2 separate regions of the Homo sapiens genome follow, and region 1 is linked to region 2. The links are chromatin loops, found by intact Hi-C in ENCODE. Cell type or tissue: left lung. All regions are shown on one strand. Region 1 overlaps PDE1A (phosphodiesterase 1A). Region 2 has its middle 65 kb from the start of DNAJC10.

Region 1 (8,000 bases), 460 kb before region 2:
CTTTTGAAACCTCAGTTCAGATCAATCAACATTTTTTCTCAAAACTCTACATTTGGTTTCCTGTCTTTCTCGGGCCAAAACCAAAGGTCAGGCACCACATTCCCCACTCATCACATTGCCTACATTATTCCCACTTGTCCAATTTCTTCCTGCTTCACTGCCCTTCTTGTTGTTTCTGGCATGTCAGGCAAGCTTGGCCTCCTAGATAATGTGGTAGCCAATCCGTTTTAAAAATTTGTTAACACCCACCCTCCCAGACCTCTCCATCATTCTCTTTCTAACCTCCATTGTGTATTTATTTAAATTATTTCTTCCTCAGTGAAGGCTTTCCTTACCAGTTTACTATATAGAAATTATCCCCAATTTCCATAGTAATTAGATTTTCTTAATCTGGTAATGTCTTTATTTTTCTTTATTTCTGAATAGTTTTGCTGGATTTAGAATTCAGCATTAGGGACACCCCTAGTTTCTATATAGTAGCCCTATAACCCTTATTTCTAGAACACATGGCAGAAACATAAATAATATAGTAATAACAGCTAACTCATATAGCGCTTAGTACTCTAGACACTTCTAAGCAAATTATATTAATAAACTCATTTAATTCTCTTAAAACCTATGGTGAAGAGGAATACTTCCTGCTATAGTGATGTAAAGAAGTCGAGTTTTTTCTCTTCATGAAAAAGCAAGTGTAAAACTGGACAGCATTAATAAAAACAACTATTCAATGACTCTGGAAATCAACCAAAGGGACATAATAATTTGAGAAACATTTATTCTTAAAAAATTGTTGGACATTCAGGTAAAAACAGCAGGAACCTGTGACCTTCTTGCCTGAAGTTACTCCCACTCCTCCATCTTCCTCTCCAACTCTGACCTGGGAATGGAAGCAAAAGCCAACTTTCCTGTTGGATGTGGTAGAATCAACTTGGAATGGGAAGGCAGCAAATAATTCTGGTTACTTGAATATAAAATGGTGAATCCACTTAGACTAGATGAGGAGAGCCCCAAGCTTTGTCAGCCTAGGGTTGGGGTCCAAGTTGGGGTAAAGGGTAAACCAGCAGGATTTAACAGAAAAACCCTAGAAATTAGAGAGCCATAGAAAGGCCATTTATAGTCAGTTTTAAAATTGATTTCAAAAAATTCAAGACAAGTTTTTTAAATATGTTTTTAAAATTAAAGAAAATAATCTTGAAGAATTAAAGGAAAATATGCTAACAATGAATGAAAATATAAAATATCAACAGAGAAATAGACATTATAAAAAAGAACCAAATGGAAATAATAAAATTGAAAAAAGTAGCTGAGATAAAAAGTTAATTCAGTGAAATCAACAGCAGGATTGAGGTGGCAGAGAAAGAAACAGTAAACTTGAAGATAAATCATTAGAAAGCAGCCAATCAAAAATGAATGAAGAAGGAAGGAAGGAACAAAAGAAGGAAGGAAAGGAAGAGAAGAAAGAAAGAAAGAAAGAAAGAAAGAAAGAAAGAAAGAAAGAAAGAACAATTAAAGAAATTGACAGAGATCCAGAGCATCCAGGACAATTTCCAGAATCCTAAGTTATGCATAACACAATCCTCAGAAGGAGAGAACAGAGAGAAAGAGGCAGAAGAAAAATATTGAACAAAATGACAGAAAGCTTTCTAAATTTGAAGCAAATTATTAATTTGTGGATTTAAGAAGCTAGTGAACACTAAGTAGAATACTGAAAAAAAAAAAGACCTAGATATATCATCATCAAATTGCTGAAAGTCAAAATAAAGTCTAGAAAACAGAAAGAAAAAGATAATACTCAGTACATACAAGGAAGCAACAATACAATTTATTTTTGGCCAACACTATCAGAAACTATGGAAGCCAGAGGCAATAGAATTACACATTAAAAGTGCTAAAATAAAAAAAAATCATTCAACAATTCTAAATCAAGTAAAATTATTCATAAATAAAAGTAAGATACAGACATTCCCAGATAAAGAAAATCTAATTGTTTGTCAGTATAACTGTGTTATAAGAAAATACTTGAGAAAGTACTCCAGTGTGAAGAGAAATGATACCAAATAGTAGCTCTGACACACAAGAAGAAATGAAGAATATCATAAGGGTAAATATGTGAGAACATACAAAAGATTGCATATACGAATGTGTGTGTCTGCCATCTGTCAAGTTCTGCAGGAATTAATGTGCTATTTTTGGCTCTCTGGTCTATTCCCAAGGCCCATCTTATTATCTCTATATCACAGCCACACTAAATTTATTACTTCAGTATAAGAGTAAATTTTGATATATGGCAAGTGCTCCCACTTTATTATCCTTCAGGAGTGTCTTGAGTATTCTTAGGTATTTGCAATACCATATAGATTTTAGGATCAATTTCTTAAATTCCATGAAAAATGTATTGGAATTTTCACTGGAAACATGTTATATTTATGGTTGACATTTGGGATAATTGAAAACGTTTCAATATTGTGTCTTTCTGACTATAAATATGATTTAACACTCTATTTTGATCTTATATTATCCATTTTAAGAAAAGTAAGTTTATTCCTGAGTATATTAAAGCTGCAAAAAACACAAGGAAAAAATTTCTGGCTGAAAAAATAACTACAAAGACCCTGGAGTATTTTAAGAAACTTCCAAGAGGCCATTGTGCAGGGAGTGTAGTGTATAAGGGAGACAGAGCTGTGGGAATGAGTGTGAGAAGAGGCAGGGGCCAGATCTGGATATGAAAGCTAATTCCTGCACGAAAGATAATAACTGTTTGAATACTAACTCACAAACCTACTAAATGGACTAATTAATTTGAAGCAGCTAATATGTCAGAAATAACTGTAGCTACCTTCCCATGCGATTGCTGTGGTGGTTGATTACTAATGATTTCCCCAATTCCTGTCTAAATTCTGAGTCAAAAAAGCAACTTAGTGAAACAGAAAAAAAACACACCCAAGTCTCTGACATGAAGTGATAACACACTTAATGCAACACAAAAGCCACTTACCAAGTAAAATCCAGGCTGGAAAGCACCTCTACGAAAGCACAGGAGTTTATATGGTACCACAAAGTTTTGTCACCATTTCATTATCTCATCTTTCAGTATCCAGTTTGCCAGCACCCACTGACACACAGATCTGCAGCCCATGTGGCACAAACAAACCAGAACCTCTTTTTATCTAATAAATGAGCCAACTTTCTCATGAATGATCAAAGAGTAGCCAAATTCCCAATACCATCAAGGGCTTACATATTCTATAGAAGAAGAAATCTAGAAGAAGTAATCCAAACTCTTAGAGGAGAAGTGAAGACAGAGAGAGATGGCAGTAAGGCCTCATAAACAACACTACCTTGTGCAGCTAACTCTTTCCACCTCTCTTTGTTCTGCTGAATGATGTCCACCAGGTTGTTCTTGAAACTCTTCAGGTCCACTGCTGCAAGGGAGTAGTCTGGGGAATAGGACCCATCACTCATGGAGCCTTTTGTATTTGATCGTCTTAGTGCATCAGCAATGTGTAACCCCACAATGGTGGTTGAGCTAACAGTAACAACCAAAGAAACCAAAAAACACCATCAGGATATGGGGTGAACAAGGAAAACCTGAAAAACTTTACAAAACCGACTAGAAAAGCAGGATAGTAGATGCTCAGTCCCAGTTCTGAGCACGTGGCAGCTGCTCATCTCCTTTCTCTCCCTCCCCACACTGGATTCTCCTTAGTACACACCTTACTTAGTATTTCATATTTTGTGTATTAAACTTCAGTTGTCAAAGGCAGATGCAATATAATATAAAGCCACTAGGTGGCAATACTCCCTAATAATTCTTGTGAGAATTCTCTGCCTAGATGTGAGAAATATAATCATTAAGGAAAGTGTTACTAAACACCACAAAGATGAAAAATAATGCAAAAAAGAAAATATCATACCTGCTTGCCACATAGGAAGAAGTTTCGGCTTTTGAGGCTTCCTCTATAAGAGGAATAACAATTTTCTCTGTTGAGTCTGTCAGAAGAGAAAATGTTGGCTCTACTATGAAATCGATGAAACCTACAAAAGCCAAAATGAGAAGAGAGAGAGATAAATTCAAGTGTTACAATTTCCTGAATTCTGAAATCAGAAATAATGAAGAGCTTCTGACAATCCTGGGATAGCAAGAATCAACTAAAATATTGGTTCTGCTTACCCTTTGTATTGTTTTAATCTAATAACAGTCTTTAGAGATGGTTTAACTGCTCTATAAAATAATACTTGAAGCCATGGAAGTGACACAATTTAAGCTTGCTAACTCAAGTATATTGGCTTTTCTATTTACTATTCAGCCTTATATAATATACGATTGCTAACAATACATTTAGATCCAATGAGAGTGACTATAGTTTCCTCTCTCAACACCAGGGATCATTATCTTTTTTGAAAGCACATCATGTGCATTTTGGATTTTATTCTTTACTAACAAGAAATCATATCTAAGCTCCAAAGAAATTAAATAATTGAAGGTTTTTCTCAGGTAACAGGAAGACAATTACTTTTTGTTTCTTACTATATCAGTCAGAGCTTTCTGCCAGTGTGTTAATATTTCAAATTGTTGTTTATTATTCTCTGGATGTAAAGTGTTAGTTCACAGCATGTGTGTGTGTTCTGTCAAATCAGTGAAGAGAAAAGTAACATCTCTGGGAGACAGCATTAATCCCACCACTTTGAGATGTCAGTACTGAATGAAGACTTTTACATTTAAAGTACTCATCAAGATAGAAAATGACACACAGAGAAAAGGGCATTGTCCTCTGGGAGCATTTTCCATCCCATGTTTAGGCAGAGGAGGAGACAACAACCTATTCTAAGGTCTGTGTACATGGCAATATCCCAGATCCCAGGACTGCTGTGGGTGCCTCAAGTCAAGAATTGTTGTTGGAAACACTTCTGAGAGCAATGGACTACCACCTGAATATAGGAGAATAGCTGGAGGTAGGCTTTTTAAGTGATAATGTCCTGTAAATATGCACATTTAAAGATTGTCCATCAGATGCTTGGATAAAAGTAATTCACATTTCAAGTAACTGGATTACTTATAGTATATAATAAGGCACATTTTTAATTTAATAAAACTTCAGTAGTTTTAATGGATGCCTTCAAGTTAAATCAGTGTTAATTGACCACCTAGGGTACTATTTTAAGTTCTATGTTCTTTTTTTGTTCTTTTTTTTTTTTTTTTTTTTTTTTTGAGATGGAGTCTCACTCTGTTGCCCAGGCTGGAGTGCAGTGGTGCAATCTCGGCTCACTGCAACCTCTGCCTCCTGGGTTCAAGTGATTCTCATGCCTCGGCCTCCCGAGTAGCTGGGATTACAGGTGCATGCCACCACGCCCGGCTAATTTTTTGTATTTTTTAGTAGAGACGGGTTTCACCGTGTTAGCCAAGATGGTCTTGATCTCCTGACCCGAGATCTACCTGCCTCGGCCTCCCAAAGTGCTGGGATTACAGGCATAAGCCACTGCACCCAGCCAGTTCTATGTTCTTAAATGCCTGAGATGTGTAGACTGTCAACTGGGGCATCACCTCTACTAACATGGCAGCAATTTGCATTACAGCAACAAGCCTCAGAAACTTCCATTCTTAGCTTGCCACATCAGGTCCTTAGCCTGCCACGTTTACACTTACTAAGCAAGGATAGGCACCTGTGTTATGGTCTCTAGAAAAACAGCTGTTGAAACTTGGATGGGAAGGGGAAAAGGTCAGAGCAGGCAGCTTTCCCCAACGCTTTGTGATGGGTGGTGCTGGAGCATAACTACACAGCTAAGAAGTGATCCTTGTGTTTATTGATCATATTGTTCAGTAACAAAAATGCTGGCTTAGGGAATAATTATTACAAGTATTTGAGCCATGCAACACATGTTTTAATAATGGACTGGACTTGAAGTCCCCAACACAAATACAGATGATAAGAATGAATGTGGTTGGGAGCATTATCATTTTGCAAATTTCCTGTTGTTGGTTAATCTATTCACATCATGACAGAATATTTTTCCAAATGAAATGTGCACTACTATATTAAGCATACCATGGAAACTTAGTGATAGAACAAGTGCACTAACATTTTCATTGAGTTGACCTATATATCTAAAGAATTAAATTACAGAAAACAATAATCAGCAACAAAACAACATAAAATGGTCTCCCACACAAGAAAATTTTATATTTTGTAAAAGGATTACAACCACGATAACAATTACATTTACTAATGTTGCTTTATTGAATTCATTTTGTGAAAATGCTTCAATAAGTCTTATTCAGCACCACATAGATCCATTTAAAAATCAAATATATCATGAATATGGAGTGAGGTTTTCATGCAAGTTACCCCTTTGAACAACATCGTTTACCCATTTGAAAACTGACAAGCACACACTCACTTTCCACCACCACAAATCATCAGAATTACCTATTTGTGACTGGGCCACCATGGTTGACTTCCGATCACAAAGTGGGGAAAATGGAAGCCCTAATTCAGCTTCTTTATCTCCCTGGAGAAAGAAAAGCACATTAATATAGACTTGGGTTGGAGAAGCTAAAATAATGAGCAACCTAAGATATAAAGCCTAGAAAAGCCACATCTTTCATTTCTTAATTAGCAATACTTTTTTCTTATTTATAAAACCAAAAGCTATGGTCCAAGTTTATATAATTTTTCTTGGATGGTCTCCATTTGGGGACATTTTGCAGGGAGAAAAATGAGGAATGTTTTCAGTACCTGGAGACTTTGCTTTGGCATTACAATCCCTTGACTTTTAAGAAACAAACATTTGCTTTTGGAATTTTCCAAAGTCACCATAAAATAACTAGCCATCTTATGTGTTATCTGACATTTAATTAACAATCCAAGTTAATTTATTTATGCCAAGTATATCAACAGACCTTTACTATCAAAATTTTGTGACGGAACTGTTTTTCAAAATTAAAAGTATATGATGTGAAACACCTTTCTATCCATTAACCAAGTTTTATTAAATCTTCCACAACATATAATGAGGAATTTCTTCAACATTCTTACATTCAGTGTGCATAAACTTATTTTAATGTTTTCTTCTCAGAGAAAATTGAAATATCAATTTTTTTATTATTTGATCTCATCTAAAATAGATTAATTGAGCACATATGTTAAAGAATTCCATTTATATTGGGGTTTTACTTCATGAGAAGTAATTAAATTTTCATCTTCTAAAACAAAGGTTGCTGTTCTGGTCAAACCTCTAATATCACAAGGTTTATTAAACTTTGGTTCTTTCCTTTGCATTAAAGGGGATGTGCTTATGAAAGAAAGAGGAGAGGATACTTCCTTGTTCTTGTTCATTTCAATTTCCTGGCCATTTGAAAGAACATTTTAGGTTCTATTTTCTCCTAATTTATTGGCTGTATACCTTCATGAGCAACACCAGCCTTGCATCATTAAGTCCATAACTTAGGATAAAATACGTAAGGACTCCACGGTTTCCTTTCACTCTGTTTCCATTAACATCTTTCTATGCTAATCTTTACAACATCATGTCAACATGTAGCTTTACAACTGTTTGAGAATATCTTCTAGAGCAGTTCCCCTAAACCATGCCTTTGATTATGAGAGTTATAGACAGAAAGTCTAGAATCAGAATTGTTGAGGAAAATCTAGATATGGCCATCAAAGAAGTAGGAAAATAGTTACAAACAGGAACATTTCACTATGTCATAACTCAGAGAAAACAAGGAATAAGAATTTCTGTGACCTCTGCCAGTAACTCCCCTAATTCCTCTGGATAATAATAACACTATTTCCATTTGAAATTGTGATTTATACTCAGCTTAAAGGACAGATGGAAGGGAATTATTAATGCCACTAGTCTTAGAGTCAGAAGATACAGTCAGCTGAATCGCTGCTGTCTAGGGGTTATTGCTGTTACTTCAGACACAGCACAGCCTTTGCTGAAATGAATTCTCCTTATCTGTTACCTAATTTTGTGATCTTGATTTACTTGTTTTAGGG
Region 2 (8,000 bases):
TATAATGTGCCAAGAGCCTCATGGAATTCAATTTAAGGGTTATTGAGGTAGTCTATTAAGAGTTATTGAGATAGTTATTGAGACAGACTATCGAGATAATCAGCAGCTTCTGCAGGGATAAAATGGAGTCACTTAGGAAAAGACATATCACCTTTTTCTGAGCAGATAAGACTTAAGTTGAACACCATCTGGTTCCAAAACCTTTCATTAGTGTATGGCTTTTAAAGATACGATGCTACAGTAAAGACTAAATCATCTTGGTGGCTACAATTTCAGAATCATTTACTCCAGTTCAATTTAGCATAAGAAGCCTCTGTAGAAAAATTGGCTTTCGAAACCCAAATTACACAGTGAGCTGATAAACAATTAAATGAAATTCTGTCATTGACAGGAAGAGCTAGGCAGAGGAGGACAAAAAAGGGAGAGAAAGATGCCCAAATTTACTGAGGAAAAAAAAAGGCACAGGAAAGGAAGTGAGGTGAGTATCGGCAGGTTAACCTCACATCCTTCTGAGAGACTTTCCTCTAGAAAGCTGATTTTCAAATTTGCTTGAAGATAAGAACTGACTAGAACACTTGTTTAAAAAACTCTCAGGCCTCAGCCCGGACCTACTAAACCATGGTATATTGGAAAAACCATAGTATATTGGAGAAGAAACCTGGTAACCTGGCAATCTGTGCATATAACAAGTGCCTCACGTGTTCCTCATCAGGTAAGTTTGAGCTAGCACTGTAGCTAAAAAGATGTTTCTATGGGCTTGTTGGGACATTCTGAGCCTTGCGAGTAGTAAGCCTCATTCTTAATAAGACGGTCCAGTTGTTGGAGTCAGAATAGGAGCTCTGATTCAGACGAGCAGAACAAAAACATTAAGGCCTCACAGTTTGTGGCAAGAGCTTAAGTAGATGCAGTAATAAGTCCAGGCTGGGCACAGTGGCTCACACCTGTAATCCCAGCACTTAGGAAGCTGAGGCTGGAGGATCCCTTGTGGCCAGGAGTTTGAGACCAGCCTGGACAACAGAGCAAGCAAGACCCTGTCCCCACAAAAAAAAAAAAAAAAAAAAAAATTAAAAAAATTACCTGGATGTAGTGGTGCACTGGTGCATGCCTGGAGTCCTAGCTGCCTGGGAGGCTGAGGGAGGAGGATCACTTGATCCCAGGAGATTGAGGCTGCAGTGAGTCATAATCATGTTACTGCACTCAGCCTGGGTGGCAGAGCAAGACCCTGTCTCTTTAAAAAAAAAAAAAAAAAAATTCAAGACAAGGCAGTTAAAGCCAGTTGCAATTAATTTAAATAAACACCAACAAAGCATCCTAATACCTGTAATATGAAGACATGGGTGCAAATGCCAACACTTCCAGTCACATTTTTATCATCTATACAAAAGAAGTGATGATATCCAGTTTATAGATGTTATTATCAGAGCTGGTGTTTGAAAGTGCCACCTAAATATGAGCAATTATTGCTACTAGGTAAAGGGTACCAGAGCAAGTGCTCATATCAGGACAGTCAAACAAGAGGTGTCCCTACAAGTGGGTGGGGAAACACAGCAATGGGAATGTAGAATGGAAAAATTGTGAGGTGTGTGTAAGTGGCAGCAGGTAGCAGGCCCCTCTGGTGGCCTAGAATACATCTGAAACTATCATCTTCAGGCATAGAAAGAAGAAAATGAGATGTGAGTTAGTTGAGAAGAAACTGGATAGCTGAGAGATTACCAAGATAAGATTCAGACATATTAAAAACAATCTTGGTACCCACTGCCTGGCGACAGGGTATGTGGTAGCAGCTTTGTGCAACATAAGTTATTAGCACAGAAACCAAAATCAGAATAGGAAAAGCAACATGAGCTATTCCTAACACTTCAGTTCCCCTTGGTCAGAGGTAGGAAAGTTGAGCCTACAAATAGGAATAAAGTCCCAGCCGTAGAACATAGAGAGACGCAGGAAGCTAAAGAGGTTTTTTCAGGGGGCAGGTAAACCTTGTTCAATCATGAAATGATGTTCAAGAGAGACATCTACTGGCCGGGAGCAGTGGCTGACAATTGTAATTCCAGCACTTTGGGAGGCCAAGGTGGGAGGGTCTCTTGAGCCCAGCAGTTCGAGACCAGCCTGGGCAATATACCAAGACCCCACTCTATACAAAAAAAAAAAAAAAAAAATTGAGATGGAGTCTCGCTTTTTCACCCAGGCTTGATTGCAGGGGCGCAATCTCAGTTCACTGCAACCTCTGCCTCCCAGGTTTAGGCAATTATTTGCCTCAGCCTCCCAAGTAGCTGGGATTACAGGCGCCTGCCACCACGTCCGGCTAATTTTTGTATTTTTAGTAGAAACAGGGTTTCACCATCTTGGCCAGGCTGGTCTTAAACTCCTGACCTTGTGATCCATCCACCTCAGCCTCCCAAAGTGCTGGGATTACAGGTGTGAGCCACTGTGCCCGGCCTACAAAAAAATTTTTTTTTAAATTAGCCAGACATGGTAGCTCATGCTTGTAGTCTCAGCTACTCGGAAGGTTGAGATAAGAGGATCACTTGAGCCCAGGAGTTTGAGGCTGCAGTGAGCTGTGATCATATCTAGGTGTGATCGTACTCCAGCCTAGGTGATAGAGCGAGACTCTCTCTCCAAAAAAGAGAGAGAGAGACATCTGCTGCCAGCAAAAAGATCCTAGATCTATCCATAGGTTTAAAACACACATGGCTTTAGGTGCCAGGTAGATGAGGAAATGTATAAGGGCACAGGGTCTCAGACTATGGGAAAACGCAAGTATTGTTTAGTATTTAGAATGCAATCACTGAAATGCAGTCTAACTCAGATTTTTAAAAACCTACTAACAAGCAAAACTGGTCTCTGGGCTAAATAAAATCCCAGGAGACCAGGTTTTAACATGAATGGCCCAGAGCAGAGAGCACAGATACAAATATGTAGTGTGATGTATTCAATAACATTAAAAGTTATTTTTTTAACTTCAGATTCAGACTTAAGGAACATTCAGTTAGCACCTACTATAACCTAGGAATGAGGCCCTCCTATATACATTTCATGTGCATGGAAATAGGGAAGAACCAGGCTACTTGAATCAAAACACTTTGATAACCTTATTCCCCAGAAAGCATCTCAAAATTCTGATTTCATGTCTACAATAATGATAAAAATGACAGTAGTAGTAATAACAGTTATACAAGGTAATTAAGTAAAATGTCATAAAGTAATGTAGGGATAACAATTATACCTATACATATTGTAACTCTAACTTTTTTAACGTAAGTATACTCTCTTGAGAAATTAATTGTATCCTCGGCATTAAAGAACTTAAACCATCCCAACTGAAAACACTTGAAAGAGAACAGGAAAATCCCACTGCTCCATGCTGACAACTGATATTCAAGATCTTGCGTAAGAATTCTAACCTTCTTGGAAGTATTCACAATGACTTTTAAATATCTGCCTTCATGTTACATTTAAAAAGGCTTCTTGAAAAACAATAGGAGTAGAGTGCCCTCTAGAGTCTTATTTGTGTTTTGTTTTTTGGGTTTTTGTTTTGTTTTGTTTTGTTTTTTTCCAGATGGAGTTTCGCTCTTGTTGCCCAGACTGGAGTGCAATGGCATGATCTTTACTCACTGCAACCTCTGCCTCCCAGGTTCAGGCAATTCCCCTGCCTCAGACTCCTGAGTAGCTGGGATTACAGGCACCTGCCATCACACCCAGCCAATTTTTGTATTTTTAGTAGAGATAGGGGTTCACCATGTTGGCCAGCCTGGTCTTGAACTCCTGACCTCAAGTGGTCCACCCGCCTTGGCCTCCCAAAGTGCTAGGATTACAGGTATGAGCCACCACACCTGGCCTTGTATTTTTAATGCCAAATTAGGGGGGTAGATAATTTGATCATTTCTGGCTGCAGTCATTGAAATTGAGAAATGTGAAAAATTTGACTATTGCTGCTACAAAAATGTATCTCTTTACAAAATTTAGTATGATCTTTTTCCTCCCAAGAGAAATCTCTTTGAACATTACCTATCTACATAGTTAGAACAGACAAAAATATTAAAGATTTGTATTGAAAATGTGTTAATTTGTATTCTACTTTCTATGTCCTACACATACAAATTTATTCAAAGGAATTCTAATATCAGTATGACTATTTCATCTTTTGTGTGCACTTTTTAAAAACTTATACATTCATTTCAGTCCATAAGTTACCAAAAGGGAAACAATATTTGTTAATCTAACATTTGAGGCTTCTACCTAAAATTTATACAACGCATTTGGGTAACTAATAAACGCTTTTACACATAGGTGCATTAACATACACTGATTAAAATAAAGGCATAGCTAGAAATGTCTTCGCCCCACTTAAGACATACAGATCATCACAAGGCTGTGATGGCAGGCCTAATAGGAATATGTGAAGCCTAAAGCTGCAAACTTGGAATCTGCAGTTTAACAAAAGATAGGCTTTGCTTTTACATCTAGCACTCCACTATTTATCAAGGAAGTCAGGGATCCAACATACTTAGCTCTAAAATGGGATAATATTGACAGCTGAGCTTATTATGTATTTTTAATGTATCAATTGTAAAAATTTATAGGAGGGCTGTATAGATCATAAATAGCAATGCATATAAGGTATGTTTTCTGTTTTTCACATAAAATGGAGAGTTCAGCCAAGTTAGGTCATCCTTGAATAAAAACATGAAGCATTCTCCCAGTATTATTGCAGACTGCTCTTCAAGCTTCTTTGCCAATGTTTTCTCCTCACATATATATTACCTGTCCCTTGACTATAAGTGTTTTAAATATTCTTTGGGACTCTTCCCTATGACCTGTCTAATTTCACTGCTGAAATTCTCCCTAGAGAAATTTTTCCCTCCCAGGTCTTTAGATTCCTTCTGCAGTCTAGAAACACACTTACCTCTCTAGATCGACCTCCTACGATCTGGATCCCTATTTCAACTGCCTATTTTACACCTCCTTCATCCTCAGCGTCAGAGGAACCCTAGGCCTGAGATCAAAGACATACAATAGAGATCTGAGGCAAGATGTCGTCACTGCAAAATGAGTCAAAACATGCATGGAACTATCCTCCCCAGCCACAGCCGGATAAAAAGGTATAGCTCACAGGATGTGAGGTGGGGCACATCCTCTTGACGCAGTCCACCCCTGGTACCATTGAGACCCACTTGTACCCTATATTAAATGCAATTCATCACTGAGTGTTCAAGGTGGTGGCCTCTTCAAAAAGCTTCATATACAACAGTTACAGGTAGAAACTACAAATGCTGCAACTGGTACCCAAATCATAATTCATATTCATATTTCACTTCTCTATTACACTTTGTAATTTCTCTCTCCCTTTTGTCCATCAGGTTGCTCAGTCCCTCTTTTGCTGATATAGGTTGCTTGTCTAATGGAGTCACCCAAACCTTCAGCTGATTCTGAGTTCTTAGTTGTTTTGTTCTTACCATGTTATGGTCACTGCAATTTCTGGTTCATCATTGTCACCAGACATGGACACACAAGTGCACCTCATGAGTTCTACTGTGTAGTAGCAACTCTAGCTCTTCAGGATCATGGGGCTCATTTCCCCCAGGAATATACTTCTTTTTTGGCTGCCATTCTGCTGGCATGAGGAGCCCATAACATAGGAATCACTTTCGACCCTTTTGAAGTAGTCACAATTGCAGGTTTAGTGGGCACTTACCATATTGCTGAGTGCAAATATTCCCCTAATATAGCAGAGCTAATTTATTTAAAAAAGGAAAACATGAATTCCATCCTGAGGTGGACCTCAGGATGATAGGGAGGGGAACCAATTCTGTTTCCATGTCTTGCTTCCTGGATCTGCATATTTTAGCCATGAGAGACACCTCGCTATGTATCGCTAATGATTTAAGGCAATTCTGAAGGACATTGACTAAATCACTCCATAATTTTAATCATTTGGTTTTTTTCGAGGGGATGTGGTGTGTGGCAGGACCAGAAAACTATTTGGCCATACACTTGCTTACTCACCTCTTTCTCTATGAAATTAGGCTCTTGATCTGACAGGATGTTTACAATATTGCTTTTGTAAATCATACATTCTGTAAGTGCTTGAATGAGGTGTTGCAGAAACCCCGTTATCAAGGAAGGAAACCCATATCTAGAAAAGATAGCAATTGAAGAATCAGTTTCATCTTCAGGATGGAAGGGGATTGATGTAATCAACTTGCCATCAAGTGATTACTTAATCTCCTTGAGGGATGGGAACATATAATTGATCTCTGCTTCTGATAGGCCCAGCATTCAGCAGCACTAGTAGCCCACTCATCCTGGCTGATCTGGCTCAGATACGAGTCTTAACCTCTGCCATCATTGCTACTCTGAAACTCTGAAACTTTATAGGGTCCTTCTCCCAGCTTCTGACACAAACGTGCCTTACTGGGGCAACTAGGGTACTCTCTTCTTCCTGCACATCAGATCCATCATCGTCACTACACATGGACCAGTTGGCACAATGGCATCAATGTAGTGGACAAATGAAATGATCTGTGAAATATTAAAATAATCAGAGTCCCCACAGACTATATTTTTATAGACTATAAGAGTGTTAATAATACCTGTGGAAAATAGTGACTGTATACTACTGTCCATCTAACATAAAAGTGAATTAATTATGAAACTCTTGATTGATAGAGATTGAAAACTGCATTTGTTAGATCAATACCAAGTACCAGAGGCTATATTAGTTGATTCTAATGGAAATAAAATACCTGACACCACTGCAGTTGCACCCACCACTTGGTTAAGTTTGTGGTAGTCCACCACCGTCTACCAAAATTCATGTTGTTGTTGCTTGGGTCAAACAGGTTAATTGAAAAATAATGTGTTGGAAGCAACCCTGCATTCTTTAAGTCTTTGGGAGTAGCACTAACCTCTGCAATTTCTCCCAGGTTGCAGTTTCACTTGGGATTCTGTTTCTTGGTGTTGGGAGCTGGACTCACTGTAAGATATATTTAGGTCAGGACTCCATTTAGCATCTGCTCTTCCAAGGTGTCACTTTAACTAGGGATCATAGTAATATTCCTGTTTAAAATGTCCCCTATTTTAAGTGCCAGCTCAGATAATTTATCCAAAGCCCTTTGAAAGGCCTTTTTTCAACATGTAATCTGATATATGCTTTAAGTCCTTTTGGGGCAGGAATGGAGACATATTTATGGCATACACATGAAGTAACCTCTCAGGGTCCCTCCTCAAGTGAACCTAGCCTTCCCTTCAATGAATGGGCTCTGGCTCTGTGAACTAGCTCAGATCTCTCTAGCTCAGTCTGGAATCTATTCATTGTCCACCATCCCATCTGACATCAGTCTTCTGTTCACAACTCTTTTTTTTCCATTTCTTGATGTTAACAAGCTGTACCTCTAATGGGCTTTCCATGTCTCTTCTATTGGGAACACCATGATGTATGAACACTTGCCACAGGTCCCAGTGGGTCAAGGCCTCCTGGTTATTCATCTGGCCTTTTTGCTCATTTGTCCTGTCTAAGGTACCACCATTTGGCCTCAGAAATTCTGGAATCCTATCATTCCTATTTTGTCTAGGCAACCACAGATGCCAATCCCCAACTCTCAACCATAGCGTAAAGAGGATAGTAACTACAGAGCTTCTCGAAGATGCCAATGTCTGCCTCAAGGTGCATTCCTTATTGCTTTAGTGAATGAAGTGTCATCAGGGCTCTCCCCGGGAACAGAGGCAGGAATGAGAGTTTTCTAGTCTCCCATAATAAATCCATTCTAACATGCCCACTTCCCTGAGCTTCTAACTCCATTCCTCAATACTCTGTCTAAAGGTTCTGGCTTCTCTAACTAGCTTCAAAGAGCCATCCTAGCAGGGCATTATGATGGACTCCAGGTGTTTTCACTAGGATGTTAAATCTTGAGTCATGGGAAGGTGAACCCAAGTCAATAAACTCTCCACTTACCAGCCTTATATTCTGCACCAAGCCCCTGGCTAATGGCCACAAGATCTAT

Evidence for each region. Peaks named below come from ENCODE experiments on the same cell type or tissue, not always from the same donor. Only the 100,000 strongest peaks of a DNase experiment are listed, where the experiment ranks them.
Region 1: a loop joins it to region 2, with 6 times the contacts of the local background. A loop is called at or near these places in 101 of 110 quality-filtered maps.

What each region holds. Positions count from the first base shown.
Region 1 is chr2:182,182,554-182,190,553 of GRCh38, forward strand. It overlaps PDE1A (phosphodiesterase 1A), which reads right to left. Exons shown (of 15, transcript NM_001363871.4): 11 at 6,426-6,507; 12 at 3,915-4,035; 13 at 3,339-3,526. Among named protein-coding and RNA genes, the nearest start is that of PPP1R1C, 200 kb to the left of the region's middle. In left lung, a CTCF peak has its summit at 3,747 (motif pointing right); no DNase peak of the experiment used is centred here.
Region 2 is chr2:182,647,471-182,655,470 of GRCh38, forward strand. It overlaps a transcript of PDE1A not described here. Among named protein-coding and RNA genes, the nearest start is that of DNAJC10, 65 kb to the right of the region's middle. RefSeq lists an enhancer at 4,381-5,580. In left lung, a CTCF peak has its summit at 3,558; no DNase peak of the experiment used is centred here.